Linked DNA regions of Homo sapiens: region 2 is linked to region 1. Evidence: chromatin loops called from intact Hi-C (ENCODE). Cell type or tissue: upper lobe of right lung. All regions are shown on one strand.

Evidence for each region. A loop is a pair of places that touch in the nucleus more often than their neighbours do. Peaks named below come from ENCODE experiments on the same cell type or tissue, not always from the same donor. Only the 100,000 strongest peaks of a DNase experiment are listed, where the experiment ranks them.
Region 2: a loop joins it to region 1, with 4 times the contacts of the local background. A loop is called at or near these places in 20 of 110 quality-filtered maps.

Annotation. Positions count from the first base shown.
Region 1 is chrX:71,567,731-71,575,730 of GRCh38, reverse strand. OGT (O-linked N-acetylglucosamine (GlcNAc) transferase) reads right to left here. Exons shown (of 22, transcript NM_181672.3): 20 at 7,979-8,000; 21 at 7,615-7,738; 22 at 1-2,111. The coding sequence ends at 1,937. Among named protein-coding and RNA genes, the nearest start is that of GCNA, 6.7 kb to the left of the region's middle. In upper lobe of right lung, no CTCF peak of the experiment used is centred here; a DNase peak (open chromatin) is centred at 4,130.
Region 2 is chrX:71,381,345-71,389,344 of GRCh38, reverse strand. It overlaps TAF1 (TATA-box binding protein associated factor 1), which reads right to left. Exons shown (of 38, transcript NM_004606.5): 9 at 7,426-7,602; 10 at 6,682-6,809; 11 at 6,477-6,584; 12 at 6,181-6,354; 13 at 5,210-5,383; 14 at 4,296-4,400; 15 at 1,884-2,084; 16 at 967-1,108; 17 at 477-607. Among named protein-coding and RNA genes, the nearest start is that of TAF1, 19 kb to the right of the region's middle. In upper lobe of right lung, no CTCF peak of the experiment used is centred here; no DNase peak of the experiment used is centred here.

The DNA of each region.
Region 1 (8,000 bases):
ACATATTACCTGGAAATAAAAGCCTGTTACAATAAGCAAAGCTTCAACCAGAGCGGCTACTTTTCGTGCCAGGAAAAAGTTCATCCCTATAGGAGGAATGATGTGCTATGTAAAATGGCTGTAAGGTCACAGCCTTGAGGGCATTGGAAGTATATTATCCTATTCCACATTAAGTATTTCAGCGAATTTCAAACATCAGTTTATCTGCAACCATGCTGGCAACCTTTAACTGATATTTCAATCAACCGGTAAAAAATAAATTAAGAAATCCCTTCACGGATATTCCGTGATTTACACTGTTAAAAGGTACACTGTTCATTAACATGTAATTCTGGTTCAGAATTACCTTTGAGACTCCTTGCTCAAAATTTGGTTAACAGTAAGAATCTTCCAGAAATTCAAGTTCTTATTAATCAATAATTTGTCAGCTAGGATACATTCAGGCATCAGCTGCAACTACAGAATAGGTGCACAGCCTCAGCGCTTTGGAAAGACATAATCTAGAACACTACTAGCAGACAAAAAATTACCTGCAACTGGATAGCGTAAGTGCAGTATAGCGAGACAAAACATATATTCATATGTTGGCTTGTTTAAGCCTCAAACCCTCGACCCTTTGTTGAGATCCCATAATTTTATTCCTATGATTTTAATAACTCAAGTTCCAGGAGGACTATAAGTCTAATTTGTACTCCAAACCAAACAGCAGTGCAGTTCGCTACTACTGAGGCTGAATCTGTACAGACTTCAAGACCAAGTCCAGAAGACAGTTATTATCTAAAAAATAATTACTTGAATACATAGATGATCCTTCAGAGATTTTACCTATAACCTATTTCTTGATGAAGGTTATTTAATGCACTGGAGATAACTGTGACTTACTGATCAAATACTTGAATACTTATACTTACCTGGGATTTCATTTCTGCTGAAAGAAATAGGAAGAACAGGACTCACTTAAAAAAAAAAAAAAAAAACTTTAGAAAGGAAGGTAAAAATCTTACACACACTATCACTTTTGGAAGCAGCATAGAAGGGGCAGTCAAGGGTAAAACACTGGTGAAACAGGTCAAAATTAGGAAAAAAAAAAAAACTATATTATTATCAATGACAGTACCACAACTGTGCCCTTGATAATTAGTAATCACTCCTAAAAATCTTCATTTGGCACCAGATGGTGTGTTTAAAACACCCTAGGATGTTTTGAATCAGGCTTGATTTTGTTAGTTGAGTTACAGGAGAATTTTAAGGGTGAGGGTATGGGGGTCAGGGAAGAAAAGGAAATGGGAAATGGACCAGAAAAAATCTTGAGTCATCATCTAAATCAACAAAGCACTGATAGCTCCAAATATTAGGTCAGACACTAAAACGACTGATATAGGCTCAAGTGGTTTATAAAACCTATAAAAAGACTACACCAGCAAAGTCCCTGTCAATCTGTCAGAGTTCAGAAACTAAAACAGGGAGTAACATTTTAGCTTAAAACCTTATCTCAAGAGAATCATATACACTTCACATGAATAAAAATACCTGAAACCAAACATTTTTAAAAGCTCCAGTACCCAAAATATAAAGAAAAAAAAATCCAGAAGACTGAATCAATCCATGGAATCACAAAGCGGCCGGACAATCTATATCTCCCCTCCACACTAACCATCCCATGGAAGACCAAGGGAGATCAGACCTTCCAGACCTATGCACCATCTGGTCGCCGCAAAATTCTACGGAGATTCCTTGTGGAAAAGCAGTTTCCCATCTTTTGTGTCTCTCCCTACCATGCAGGAAGCAAGTCTGGCTGTGCTATTCTATTACCATTATATATCACCCATCTGCAACAAGGTACTGTACAGACAAGTAAGAAGTATGTTATCTAGTTCCCTTTCCCCCAGAAGGTTGAGGCTCAGGTATAGGGGTAATTCTCCTGTGCAGTCTTTATTTATGCTGACTCAGTGACTTCAACAGGCTTAATCATGTGGTCAGGTTTGTTGCCAGCTGCATAATGCTCCCACATCTGTAGATAGAGCCGCTCTAGTTCCATTGTGTATTGTTTGGTGTTGAACAGAGGGCTAGATATTCTTTGCTTCCAGACTTTGCCACGAACTTTCTTCAGGCTGGGTAATAAAAAACAAGAACCCAGTTTACAAATCAGAGCAGAAACTCAGAAACACACCCTATAAATACCTAGTCGCATTTGTGGCAAAAAATGCATGACCAAACTCTACGCTATCTCATTTCTTGATTGGCTTCGTGCTAAAAAGGGAAGGGTCACATCTTGCATAATGCTAACACTGAAATGAGCTCAACTCCATATACTCTGAAAAAACTTAGTTCTTTCCTAAACAAGTATATCCAAGGGATACCACGCGTTCTCCATTTCGTCTTGTTTCTACCTTTAAAATAACAAGAATTGACAACGGCACATGACTATTCCTATGTACTGTTGCTTACCTTTTTGGTAAGCAATTTAGCAAGTATGTATTAACCTTAAATGTTCATAACCCTCTGGCCTAACAGTAACACTTTAAAATCTATTAAAAAGAAATAATCAGATGCAAAAACATACAGGACCATGCAAAGATATTCATTGAAGCATCATTTACAAAAGTTAAAGCATAAACATAAGATGAAGTATTCGATTTATGGTCATTTTGATGAAACAGAAAACCACTCAAGGGGAAAAGAAATACAATAAGTCTACTCTCGTAATTTTCCACTTGTACCTGAACTGAGTTCAGATTTTTAAAAATTGCTAATATCACCAAGAGTATGGTTCTGTTCAGAAAAATAAAAAAGAAGTAATTGATTCTTCAGGAAACACAGGGGAAAAGATTTCTACTTCCCTTTTGAATATATTTTTCATGAGATTATTCTTAGATGAAGGGATAAATACTTTAGAACCAGAAGCCAGAACATTTCTGTGCATTTTTAAAAGCAATAATTTTTATTTATTTTCTTTTAATTTTTGAAATAGAGTCTCACTCTGTTGCCCAGGCTGGAGTGCAATGGAACGATGATGGCTCACTGCAGACTGAACCTCCTTAGCTCAAGCAATCCTCCTGCCCCAGCCTCCCGGGAAGCTGAGACTACAGGCACGCATCACCACACTCAGCTATTTTTGTATTTTTTGTAGAGATGGGGTCTCGCCATGTTGTCCAGGCTGGTCTCGAACTCCTGGGCTCAAGCAATCCTCCTCCCTCAGCCTCTTAAAGCGCCGGGATTATAGGCATGCGCCACCACGCCCAACTTTGTTTTAATGTTTGTTGTGACAGAAGCAGTAAAATGGTTGTGCATATCTGTTGGTCTCAATACAACCATGTCCATATTAATGCTACCCTCCAAAGAGAAAGACCTGTGCACTCTATTTTTTTAAAATTCTATGCCAATAGGAAAATAAACTGTAGTGCATTCATACAGTGAAATACTACTCAGCAAAAGAAATAAACTTGATGAAAGAAGCCTTTAGAGTGCATATTGACATAGTTCCATTTGGATAAAATTCTAGAAAAGCAAAACTAATTTATGGAAGGGAAAAAAACCCTCCAGAACAGTGGTTGTCTCTGGGGGTTGGTGAAAAAGACTGACTGATAAGGAGCATGAAGAAACTCTCTGGAGTGATAATGTTTTTTGTCTTCATAGGAATTTGGGTTACAAAGGTATTTCTCGGTTGGGCACTGTGGCTCACACCTGTAATCCCAGCACTTTGGGAGGCCGAGGCAGGTGGATCACAAGGTCAGGAGATCAAGACCATCCTGGCTAACACGGTGAAACCCCATCTCTACTAAAAATATGAAAAATTAGCCGGGTGTGGTGGTACGTGCCTGTAGTCCCAGCTACTCAAGAGGCTGAGGCAGGAGAATCGCTTGAACCCAGGAGGCAGAGGCTGCAGTGAGCCAAGATCACACCACTGCACTCCAACTTGGGCGACAGAGCAAGACTCCGTTTCAAAACGAAAAAAAAAAGGGTTATTTCTCAAAACTCACTGAATATTTGTGTATTTCACTGTATATAACTTCCGCCTCAAAAGAAAAAAATGGCCAGGCGCAGTGGCTCACGCCTGTAATCCCAACACTTCAGGAGGCCAAGGCAGGTGGATCACTTGAGGTCAGGAGTTTGAGACCAGCCTGGGCAACCTGCCAAAACCCTGCCTCTACTAAAAATACAAAAATTAGCTAGGTGTGGTGGCTCATGCTTGTATTTCCAGCTATTCAGGAGTTTGAGGGGAAGACTGCTTGAGCCCGGGAGGCGGAAGTTGCAGTGAGCGGAGATCGTATCACTGTACTCCAGCCTGGGAAACAGAGGGAGACCCTACCTCAAAAAAATATATGTGTACTGAACTCCAGTTAATGACAGCCAATCTTAAGTATTTAAGGAGAAGTGTACTGATGTCTGCAATTTATTTCAAAATGTGTCCAATAAGATGGATTGGCAGATGAATAAAGGGAATAAATGGATGAATAGATATGTAATAAAGCAAGAATAGTAAAATGCTAATGGTAGATTCTAAGCAGTAGGTATAGATGTGTTTATTATAAAATTAAAAATTTTGAGAACAAAAATGTTGAGGAAAAGCATTGTATGAACCAAACTAAGTACCAAAGAGTCTAATAAAAATTTTAAAATGCACCACAGGCTGGGTGCAGTGTCTCACGCGCCTGTAATCCCGCCACTTTGGGAGGCCGAGGTGGGTGGACTGCTTGGGCCCAGGAGTTACCAGCCTGGGCAATATTGGTGAGACCCTGTCTCCACAAAATATTAAATTAAAAAAAAAAAAAAGCCAGGCATGGTGGCATGTGCCTGTAGTCCCAGCTACTGGAAGGCTAAGGTGGGAGGATCACTCGATCCCAGGAGGCAGAGGTTGCAGTGAGCCGTGATCATGCCACTGCACTCCAGCCTGAGTTAACAGAGTGAGACCCTGTCTGAAAATAAAACGCACTACATTTTTTACTATAGTTATCTCTGGGCTAATGGACATGAATCTTATTTTTTTTTTAATGCCTGGGTTCAAATTTCTCACTTTTCTTAGACGTATGTGATGTTCTATGGAGGAAATTCTGAAAATAATAAGTAGCTAACATCTGCTGAATGTTTACCAGATACCAACAACTATTCTAAGTACTTTACATGGAATGCCTTTTTTAATCCTCACATCATCTCTGCAAAGTAGGCACTAGCATTATGCTCCATTTTGCAGAAGAAGAAACCAAGGCACAACACAGAGATTTATTTGCCCAAAGTCTCAAAACTCATAAGTAGGAGAGCTTGGGTTCACTCAGGTAGTCTGACTCAAAAAGTATGTTTCTTTAATTATTATGTAATATGCTACTTCTCAGAAAAACACAAAGAAAAAACATCACCCATTATACCGAAAGAAAAACCTCATTTAAGAAATACCCGTCAGGCACGGTGGCTTATGCCTGTAATCCCAGCACTTTGGGAGGCCAAGGTGGGTGGATCACGAGGTCAGGAGTTCGAGACCAGCCTGGCCAGCATAGTGAAATCCAGCCTCCACTAAAAATACAAAAATTAGCTGGATGTGGTGGTGGATGCCTGTAATCCCAGCTACTCAGGAGGCTGAGGCAGGAGAATCGCTTGAACCCGGGAGGCAGAGGTTGCAGTGAGCCGAGATCGTGCCATTGCACTTCAGCCCGGGCAACAGTGCGAGGCTGTCTCCAAAAAAAAAAAAAAAAAAAAAAAAAACGCCAGGCACAGTGGCTCACTCCTGTAATCGCAGCACTTTGGGAGGCCAAGGTGGGTGGATCACGAGGTCAGGAGTTCAAGACCAGCCTGGCCAACATGGTGAAACCCCGTCTCTACTAAAAATACAAAAATTAGCCGGGCGTGGTGGCGTGCACCTGTAGTCCCAGCTACTCGGGAGGCTGAAGCAGGAGAATTGCTTGAACCCGGGAGGTGGAGGTTGCAGTGAGCCGAGATCGCGCCACTGCACTCCAGCCTGGGCGACAGAGCGAGACTCCGTCCAGAAAAAAAAAAGGAAAAGAAAAAAGAAATATCCAGCCTGGGCAACATATTGAAACTTAATCTCTACAAAAAAATTTAAAAATTAGCCAGGCATGGGACATGGTGGCATGTACCTATAGTCCTATGGTCCCTGCTACTCAGGTGGCTGAGGTGGGAGGATCACCTGAGCCCAGGACGTGGAGGCTGCAGTGAGCCAAGATCACCCCACTGCATTCCAACCTAGGCAACAGAGTAAAATCCTATCTCAAAAAAAATAAAAGAATGAAAGAAATACTAGTTTATTGTATGGATAAATCCTCCTCATCTAAGCATCACCCCTCTAATTCCTACTCATTTTCAGGCATTTAAGTTATGCTTTGTTTATTTCTTACACCGACCGTAGTGAAGAAGTGACAGTATTAGGGTCAAAGATCTAACTTTTTCTTTTGAGACAGAGTCTCGCTCTGTTGCCCAGGCTGGAGTGCAGTGACGCAATCTCAGCTCACTGCAAGCTCCGTCTCCTGGGCTCATGCCATTCTCCTGCCTCAGCCTCCCAAGTAGCTGGGACTACAGACGCCCGCCACCATGCCTGGCTAATTTTTTGTATTTTTAGTAGAGGGGGGTTTCACCGTGTTAGCCAGGATGGTCTCCATCTCCTGACCTCGTGATCCGCCCACCTCGCCCTCCCAAAGTGCTGGGATTACAGGCGTGAGCCACCGCACCTGGCCCAAAGATCTAACTTTTAAGGCTCTAAAAACTCTGAGGAAGGGCTGTACCAATTTATTCACCAATGCATAAAAAGGCTAGTCCTCAATGCTACCTCACTGATACAAAAAATCTTTTTATTGTATAGGCAAATAATGGATATACCTCAGGTTCTTTTTTTGGTTTTTTTTGTTTGTTTGGTTTTTTTTTTGTTTGTTTGTTTTTGTTTTTGTTTTTGTTTTTGAGATAGAGTCTCACTATGTCACCCAGGCTGGAGTGCAATGGTGCGATCTCGGCTCACTGCAACCTCTGCCTCCCGGGTTCAAGCGATTCTCCTGCCTCAGCCTCCTGAGTAGCTGGGACTACAGGCACATGCCACCACACCCAACTAATTTTTGTATTTTTAGTAGAAACAGGGTTTCACCATGTTGGCCAGGCTGGTCTCGAACTCCTGATCTCAAGTGATCCGCCCGCCTAAGCCTCCCAAAGTGCTGAGATTACAGGCATAAGCCACCACACCCAGCCTCAATTCCATTTTAATTGGCATTTCTACTACAGAGCCTGAAACACTTTCTTGTTAACCTTTTGTATTTCCACTTCAGTGAGGTGTCTGGTCATTTCCATTTTTACTTTCCTATTAGGGGATTATAAAATTTAAATGTTCTGCAGTCTTTACATTGCCAGGTAATTAATACTTTGTTATCTGAGACAAAAGATTTTTTCCCCTCGTTTGCTTTTTAATTTTCTTGAATATTTTTTATTCAGCCATTTACTTTTTACATAGTAAAACCTATTGATCACTTCATTTCTAAGAGTTTAGAAGTACTTCTCCCATCCAGAGGGCATACAACTAGTTCACCTATTTTATATTACACTTATTTTATGGTTTCATTTTATAACAGCTATATTCTCTCTACTTTACCAAATAATTTGTTCAAGGAAAAGTTTACTTACTATTCTAGATCAGTTCCCAGCTTCACAGCTATGTCTTCATATTCTTGTCTGTTTTTAGCAATAAGCTCAAGACAACCTAAGCAAGTGAGCTGGGATGCTGCAACTCGAGAAGCAAGAGTCTCTCCTGTAATACAAAAGATAACAACTGCACATCTGAGAACGTAAAACAGCACAGAGTTAATGTTATTTATGTTAAGCCTCCACACAACGCAGATGAAGAGAATGAAGTGAGAACAAGTCTCACTTTCTATCACCTTTCCTTTAATGTTGCTCCTAGTACATATAATTTCACCTGGAAGTTTCTCCCCCAAACGGAGATTTTCAAAGGAACAAGGAAGATTCCAGTGATTTATCAGCAACTTACCTGGCATAGTCACCATGGGGGT
Region 2 (8,000 bases), 190 kb after region 1:
TGCTCAATAACTGAGTCTCATTAACTCAGTGGGACAGAGCTGTGCTGTCACACCTCAGCTGGACCTTTTCTCTTTTGGCCTTATAAGAATTCTGTGCTTCTCTAAACCACACATTCAGCACCATCATCATCTCTGCCTACCTGAGAGGCTGACAAGTACTTTCCCTGCTTATATGCTTATCTTGCAAAGAAGAGATTAAAGTCACCCAGTCACCATTTTCAAAGCAAAACAATATGCCCAAAGTTCCTCATTATGCCTTCCCACTGATACTTAGCTACACTATAGTTTTTCTCCAGAACTGATGTACGTAGAAGTACTTTATACAAATTGAACTTTTTAGTAATTGGTAATAATCTAGTAAACCATCCTCCCTAAGCCAGTCAGAGAAAGAATCTTCTCTCTCATCTCTCTGGGGGGAAGAAAAAAAAAAACAAAAAACCACAGGCATAAGTGGTGTCTAAGAGGAAGGTGTTCACCTTCAGTCGTTGCTCTGCAGCTATCATGCTATAATAAGCACAGCACTGCTCTGGTGACACCATAGCTCTGATCTCTTCTTCCGTTGGTAAACGAAAATCAGACTTAAGCACCCACCAGTTTGAGTCCATCCCTGGAAAAGACATATACATAGAGAATGAGACCATTCTGAATTCCAAAGGCCCTGATATTTATTGACAGCAACAGGGACAGCAAACCAAAACTGTAACAGGCCTAGCCACAGTTGGCATGACTGGCCAAGAAAACCCCAGCTGCTAAGTTTCCTACAACTCATAGAAGATATCCAACAATCACATTAAACTTCCTGGCAGCCAAATTCAAAAAAGCAACCAGAGTGTTAGAAGATCTGCTACCTCCTTTCAACAGCCATCAATTTCTATTTTATTAACTATATGCTTATCCTTTAACTCAAAGCCATCAAAATTCTTTTCTTGGAAAAAGGCAGACAAATAACTAGTCACAACAGACGACCTGTGCGTTTGAAGTCAGCGCAGAGCTTTAGCCTCTTCCGGATGCTGCTTTCTGAATGGGAAGGAAAGGCTTTTTTTATATCTTCCATTCGTATCCTCCGTGGCCGATCTTTACTTTTCCAGAAAAGGCGGTAAATAAAAACCTGCCCAACAAACCAAGTGTATTTTATTTGGCAAAGAAAAGGATAAAAGTCCTCACTAGGGCCTCTTCCTTTGCTAAGCTCTAATGTATTTTCATCTTTCCCGATGTGCTCCCAAACCCACACAGCCTACTTTTTCTGAGACGGAGTCTCGCTCTGTCACCCAGAGTAGAGTGCAGTGCCTTGATCTCAGCTCACTGCAACCTCTGCCTCCCGGGCTCCAGTGATTTTCCTGCCTCAGCCTCCAGAGTAGCTGGGACCATAGGCGTGCGCCACCATGCCTGGCTAAATTTTTTTTTTTTTTTTGAGACTGAGTTTCACTCTTGTTGCCCAGGCTGGAGTGCAGTGGTGCGATCTCGGCTCACTGCAACCTCCGCCTCCTAGGTTCAAGCGATTCTCCTGCCTCAGCCTCCTGAGTAGCTGGGATTACAGGCATGTGCCACCACGCCTGGCTAATTTTGTATTTTTAGTAGAGACGGGGTTTCTCCATGTTGGTCAGGCTGGTCTCAAACTCCCAACCTCAGGTGATCCGCCCACCTCGGCCTTCCAAAGTGCTGGGATCACAGGCGTGAGCCACCACGCCCAGCTAATTTTTGTATTTTTAGTAGAGACAGGGTTTCACCATGATGGTCAGGCTGGTCTCGAACTCCTGACCTCAAGTGATCCATTCACCGCGGCCTCCCAAAGTGCTGGGATTACAGCCATGAGCCGCCATGCCCGGCCCCAACATACCCTTTCTGTATACAACCCAATCCCCTCCCTATCCTCCCATTCTTACCTGTAGAAAGTCTCGAATATGCGTATTGGCCCTTTTGGAGTTAGGCCCAGGAACTTCAAACAAGGGACACTGCTGGCCAACCACAAAAATATCCACTAATTCCCGAATATAGTAACCCTGTCTTGTCCGAATGATCAAGAAATCAGTTTCTGGCATCTTATGAAGATAAATTGGAGCACGAAAAAGGTTGTTCTCAAATGCCTAACAAAAGTAAAAACACAAAAATTATATACAGAGTAGCCCTAGGAAATTCAGTCAACTGCTGAGAAAGAAATACCAAGCTTATTGCTCTCCATCTTAATTACGCCATCTAAGGTCTATCCAGTAATACAAATAAATTAAAATATAGATTATCAAATGTGACTAAACAATTTTTCATCCACTATCTTTCAGAGTCAGTAGGGGAGAAAATACAGGATGTGAATTCAGATGATGCTAGCTCTGCCATTACCTCTATGATTTAACATGTCTATTTAAGCTATTTAACATGTCTAAGTTTAGTTTTCCTCATCTACAAAACAGAGATACTTAAAAATGCCTATACCTCACAGGACTGCTATGAAGATTACATATGAAAATCACTTCATAATGTACCAAGTACTATACTACTACCCTAGACCCCAGTGTAGCCCAACACACAACGTGTGAGAGCAACATTTGTTGAATAAATTATTAAACTAATTAAAAAACAAAACAACGCCGGGCACAGTGACTCATGCCTGTAATCTCAGCACTTTGGGAAGCCGAGGCAGGTAGATCACTTTACCTCAGGAGTTCAAGACCAGCCTCGGCAACATGACAAAACCCCATCTCTACAGAAAATACAATAATTAGCTGGATGTGGTGGCGTGCGCCTATTGTCCCATCTACTTGGGAGGCTGAGGTAGGAGGATGGCTTGAGCCCAGGAGGCAGAAGTTGCAGTGAGCCAAGATCGTGCCACTGCACTCCAGCCTGGGTCACAGAGCCAGACCCTATCTCCAAACAAATAAATCATAAAACAACCAATGAGGTAGAAAGAGTGCTAGACAGAATAGGCTGGGAAAAAACAAAAGGAAAACACAAGACAGTAGGACAGAGGACAGCTGAACAGAAACATTTGAGCCAGTTTAAGTAGAGGCAAGATAGGGATAAACTGTCACAAGAAGCCTGAGTCTAAGGAAAGCCTTCCCCGAAAATCAGAAGAGTAGACAGAAAGAGGGAAGACCATCACTGAGTGTGGAAAGAAAATTCTACATGTGAAATATAGGCAGAAAAAGAATTACAGAAGAATACAGAAAAAGATCTTTTTTTTTTTTTTTTGAGATGGAGTTTCGCTCTTGTTGCCCAGGCTGGAGTGCAATGGCGCGATCTCGGCTCACTGCAACCTCCACCTCCCGGGTTCAAGTGATTCTCCTGCCTCGGCCTCCCGAGTAGCTGGGATTACAGGCATGTGCCACCATGCCCGGCTAATTTTGTATTTTGAGTAGAGGCAGAGTTTCTCCATGTTGGTCAGACTGGTCTCGAACTCCTGACCTCAGGTGATTCGCCCACCTCGGCCTCCCAAAGTGCTGGGATTAACAGGCGTGAGCCACCACGCTCGGCCAGAAAAAGATCTTTAAGAGACTACAAAAGTAGCCACAAAAGAAGAGGCTGAATTGGTAGAAAACCTCAACAGAAAGTTCCAGGGAAAGGAGAAGAACAATACAAAGATGATACTAAACATCCGGTTAGCAATAGACTATGAATGTAAAGGATAAAGAAAAAAACTGAGCTTTGCAGATGCTTTAGGAGAATAAACAACAACAACAGTAGAATAAACTAGGTATAAGAGTAGGACAAATGGTTAAGATTGCCAAGAGAAATGAAATGGAGAAAAAAAACAAGATGGGAGAGTGCTAGAGATTTTCCACATCATTTGTGGACCATCATACTTCCCCCCTTGAATATATAAAAGCTGTTATAAGAGAGCCTCTTTACACCCATTAGAACAAAGGAGGGAAAAAAAAAGCATTTCACTATGGCTGGGGACTGTAGATGGCACAGTTCAGGTGTGGTTCAATATTCACAATAACCACAGCTAATGTGATCAAAATGTTATCAATTTTATACACAAAAATTAAATATTCATAAATTATAGTAAATTTATAGTAAATTCATCCTAGGTTGACTTCCTTATGCTTCCCAGATGTTACTGAGCTTACCAGTGTGTATTTTTAAAAACCTATTTTACATTTAGCCTGAGAATAACACAATTCACAGCCAGTTTTAAGAAAAAGATTTCTTTAAAACATTTTTGGATTATACTTATTTTCTTTGTACTTAAAATTAAAGCATCTCAATCAACTAGAATTATAATAGTTCTTTCTGAGCTGACTGGTTCCTCATTTATCAATTTCCTTAGTTAACAGTAAAAACAGGAAAGAATTCCTCACTTGCAGCAATTGGCCAGGATGGAGAGAACCCAGGAAAGGAGATGTATGGCAGTAAACAGTTTCCCCATATTTACAATCTGGTGCTCCAGGATCTTTTCCAGGTTTCTATAAGGAACACAGAAGACCCAGTTATTTAGAATATATCAATAATCCTACACAATATGACCATAGCACTTTACTAATACAGGTTGAGTATCCCTCATCCAAAATGCTTGTGACCAGAAGTGTTTCGGATTTTGGAATAGTTGCATTATACTTACCAGTTGGGCATCCCAAATCTGGAAATCCAAAATGCTCCAATGAGCATTTGAGTATCATCATAGTGCTCAAAAAGTTTAGGATTGGCCGGGCATGGTGGCTCATACCTGTATCTCAGCACTTTGGAAGGCCAAGACGGGCAGATCACGAGGTTAAGAGATCGAGACCATCCTGGCCAACATGATGAAACCCTGTCTCTACTAAAAATACAAAAATTAGCTGGGTGTGGTGGCACACGCCTGTAGTCCAGCTACTCAGGAGGCTGAGGCAGAAGAATTGCCCAAACCCAGGAGGTGGAGGTTGCAGTGAGTGGAGATCATGCCACTGCACTCCAGCCTGGCAAAAGAGCAAGATTCAGTCTCAAAAAAAAAAAAAAAGTTTTGGATTTTGATTTCGAATTTTGAGATTTGAGATGCTCAACATGTTATAACTACAAAAAAAGGTACCACTCCTTTCTCCCAAGAAATTTATGGTATATGTTCACAGATTACCAGTAGATCTCTAACTACAGCTACGTTAATAATAAAAAATTTGTATGTAAGTTTGCAGTTTGTCTCACTACAGCTATGTTAATAACAAAAAGTTTGTACATAAAAGTTTATGGAAGCATAAGCAGAATTATGTATGGGAAAAAAATTTTCTGAGCAGAGACTCACCCGTTTATAATAGTTCTTTATCTTGGTTGCCATGCCAACCTGCATCATTAAGGGTCCATTTTCCTCACTATATTCTGCAAGAATAAGATCACCATCTTTGCCTGTGAGGTCCTGAGGTGTGCGCATAAAAAACATCTCTCCACCACCTGAAGCTTGCCTCTCTTGTTCTCTCATCTGTCCAGAACAAAGAAAATACCATCTAGCTCCTGACAGGACACTACTACACACAATGACGTTGTTCAATCTGAGACAAACACACCAAAAACATTTTACCTATTTTCCAATTTCATAATCAAAATTTTCAAACATACTGTAAAGTTCAAAGAATAGTACAGTCGGCCCTCCATATCCATGTATGGGTTCTGCATCCGTGATTTCAACCAACCATAGATAGAAAATATTCAGAAAATACAAGTGCATCTGTGCTGAACAGGTACAGACTTTTCTTGTCATTATTCCCTAACCAATAACAGTGTTAACAACTATTCACATAGCATTTACATTGGAGTAGGTATTATAAGTAATCTAGAGGTGATTTAAACTATAGGAGAGGATGTGCATAGGTTATGTGCAAATATTATGCTATTTTATCAGAAACTGGAACATCTAAAGATTTTGGTATCCAGAGAAGGTCCTAGAACCAATCTCCCAGAGATAACGAAGGACGACTGTACTATGAACACTTATTATCCCACGTCGCTGTTTATATTTCGCCATTTTTTTAAACTTTTATCTTTCTATAGACTTTGCTGGACAGTTTTTGAAAGATGCAGTCATTCTGACACCTCACCTTTAAATATTTTCACATGCATCACCTAACAATAAAGACATTCTCCTAAATAACCAAAATAACATTCTATCACATCTGAGAAAATAACCAATTCCCTAATACAATCTAATACCTGGTACATTCCCTTAATTTATACCCCAATATCCTTTATAGCTGTTTTCTAACCAGAATTCAATTATACCTTGGCCTTTTTTTTGATGTGCTTTAGCAAAGGTTGGACTGAGTGGGGACCTGGCTGAGAAAGTGCACCAAATGAGTACTTTTTCAGAGGTGGGCGATGGAACTGCCGGAGTTTGATGGGCCCCATGTGGGTGGGAAAGAAGGGCTGCCGTAATTCCACAGCAGGAATTGAATGCTAAAACAGGAAATAGAAGGGTTAAAATTAGCTAATTCCATCCTAAGCAAGATTTTCCCATATCCTCCGTCAGAACAAAGCCATGGGGTTCTCCTCTATCACAGAAAAGACACTATTTGTACCTGGATAATATTCCCTCCAAAGGTGCCTCGAAGACCCTGTTGCTTGGGATAATAATACTCATCATTGGAGAGATTCCATGGATCTTTCACTTCTGGCTGAGACATGTTCTAATGATAGATAATCAAACAAATCTCGGTCAGACTATCCTTCTCTATTACCTTTCTTTGTTCTTCTAAACACCAAGCCCCTTTTTTCTTCACACACCTGCTGTGGTTCCTCCTTGATGACTCCTGTTTTCCCTAAGAGAATTCGACTCTTCTTCAGAGATGATTCCTTCTTACTCTCCTTGGAGGGGGAGTTAGAGGTGGCCTCTTCCTTCTCATCAGGAATTTCTGAGAATAAAACAAAAATCACTTGAGTTGCTCTCCCTGAAGATTCACCTTTCCTACAGACAAGTATCCAGTTTTCTTCTTTAAGGTGACGGATGTTCCAGTGAAGGTCTTAACTAGACCTTTCATCCCACCCCCCCCCAGGTAACTTCTAGTCCACGATTTACTAACTGAACTACACCTGTATCTTTTCATCCCATCCCAAATCACTTCTAGTACATGATTCACTAAGTGAACTACACGCTTGACATCTCAAAGGTACTACTTTCCGACAGTCCTACATGAGTTTTCCCTAGGGAATACACAAATAATAAAAACTAACTGCCACAATTTTGCTCTCTCAAACTGCTACCTAGAAGTTTCGAGTCCATGATTCACTAACGGAACAAACTATGCTCTTGACATCTCAAAGTTGCAACTTTCCAACATTCCTACGTGAGTGTTCCCTAAGCATATACACAAATAATATAAACTAACAGCCAAAACTTCGCTCTCTCAAGCCGCTACCTACAGGTTTCTAGTCCTAATCATCTCCAACCCTTCTGATTTCCTCCTGCCCGTTGACATTAACAGCAAGTTTTCAAAGGAGAAGAAACACTGGCCTCTGCCAGTAATATACCCAAAATGAGGTTCTCATCATTGGGATCAAGTGTCAAAACAGGAGGTTCCAACAGCCGGGGCATGGCCTGAGCATCCCAAATGATATTGTCCTCCCAGCGTCCATATACCAGATCCTCATTGTCAATGGGAAAAATGGAGTACCAAGGTTTGTCATCATCAAGAGTGGCTGCAAAACCTAGTCAAAGTGCAAGGAGGAAATAGTAACAGAGAAAACATTTATGCCCCTTTCAATCAAGATTCTGGCAAAGATAAAAAGAGTTACTCATGTTAGTAGAGCGAGTTAGTGGAGTTATTCATGTGTCCACTGAAAAGGAACCTACACAGTGTATTTCTCACTTTAAAATAATGTTGCAGGCTCAGCACGGTGGCTCACACCTGTAATCACAGCATTTTGGGAGGCCGAGGCAGGTGGATCACTTCAGGTCAGGAGTTCAAGACCAACCTGACCAACATTGAGAAGCCCCATCTTTACAAAAAATACAAAAATTAGCTGGGTGTGGTGGCACATGCCTGTAATCCCAGCTACTCAGGAGGCTGAGGCAGGAGAATCACCTGAGCCCAGGAGGCAGAGAT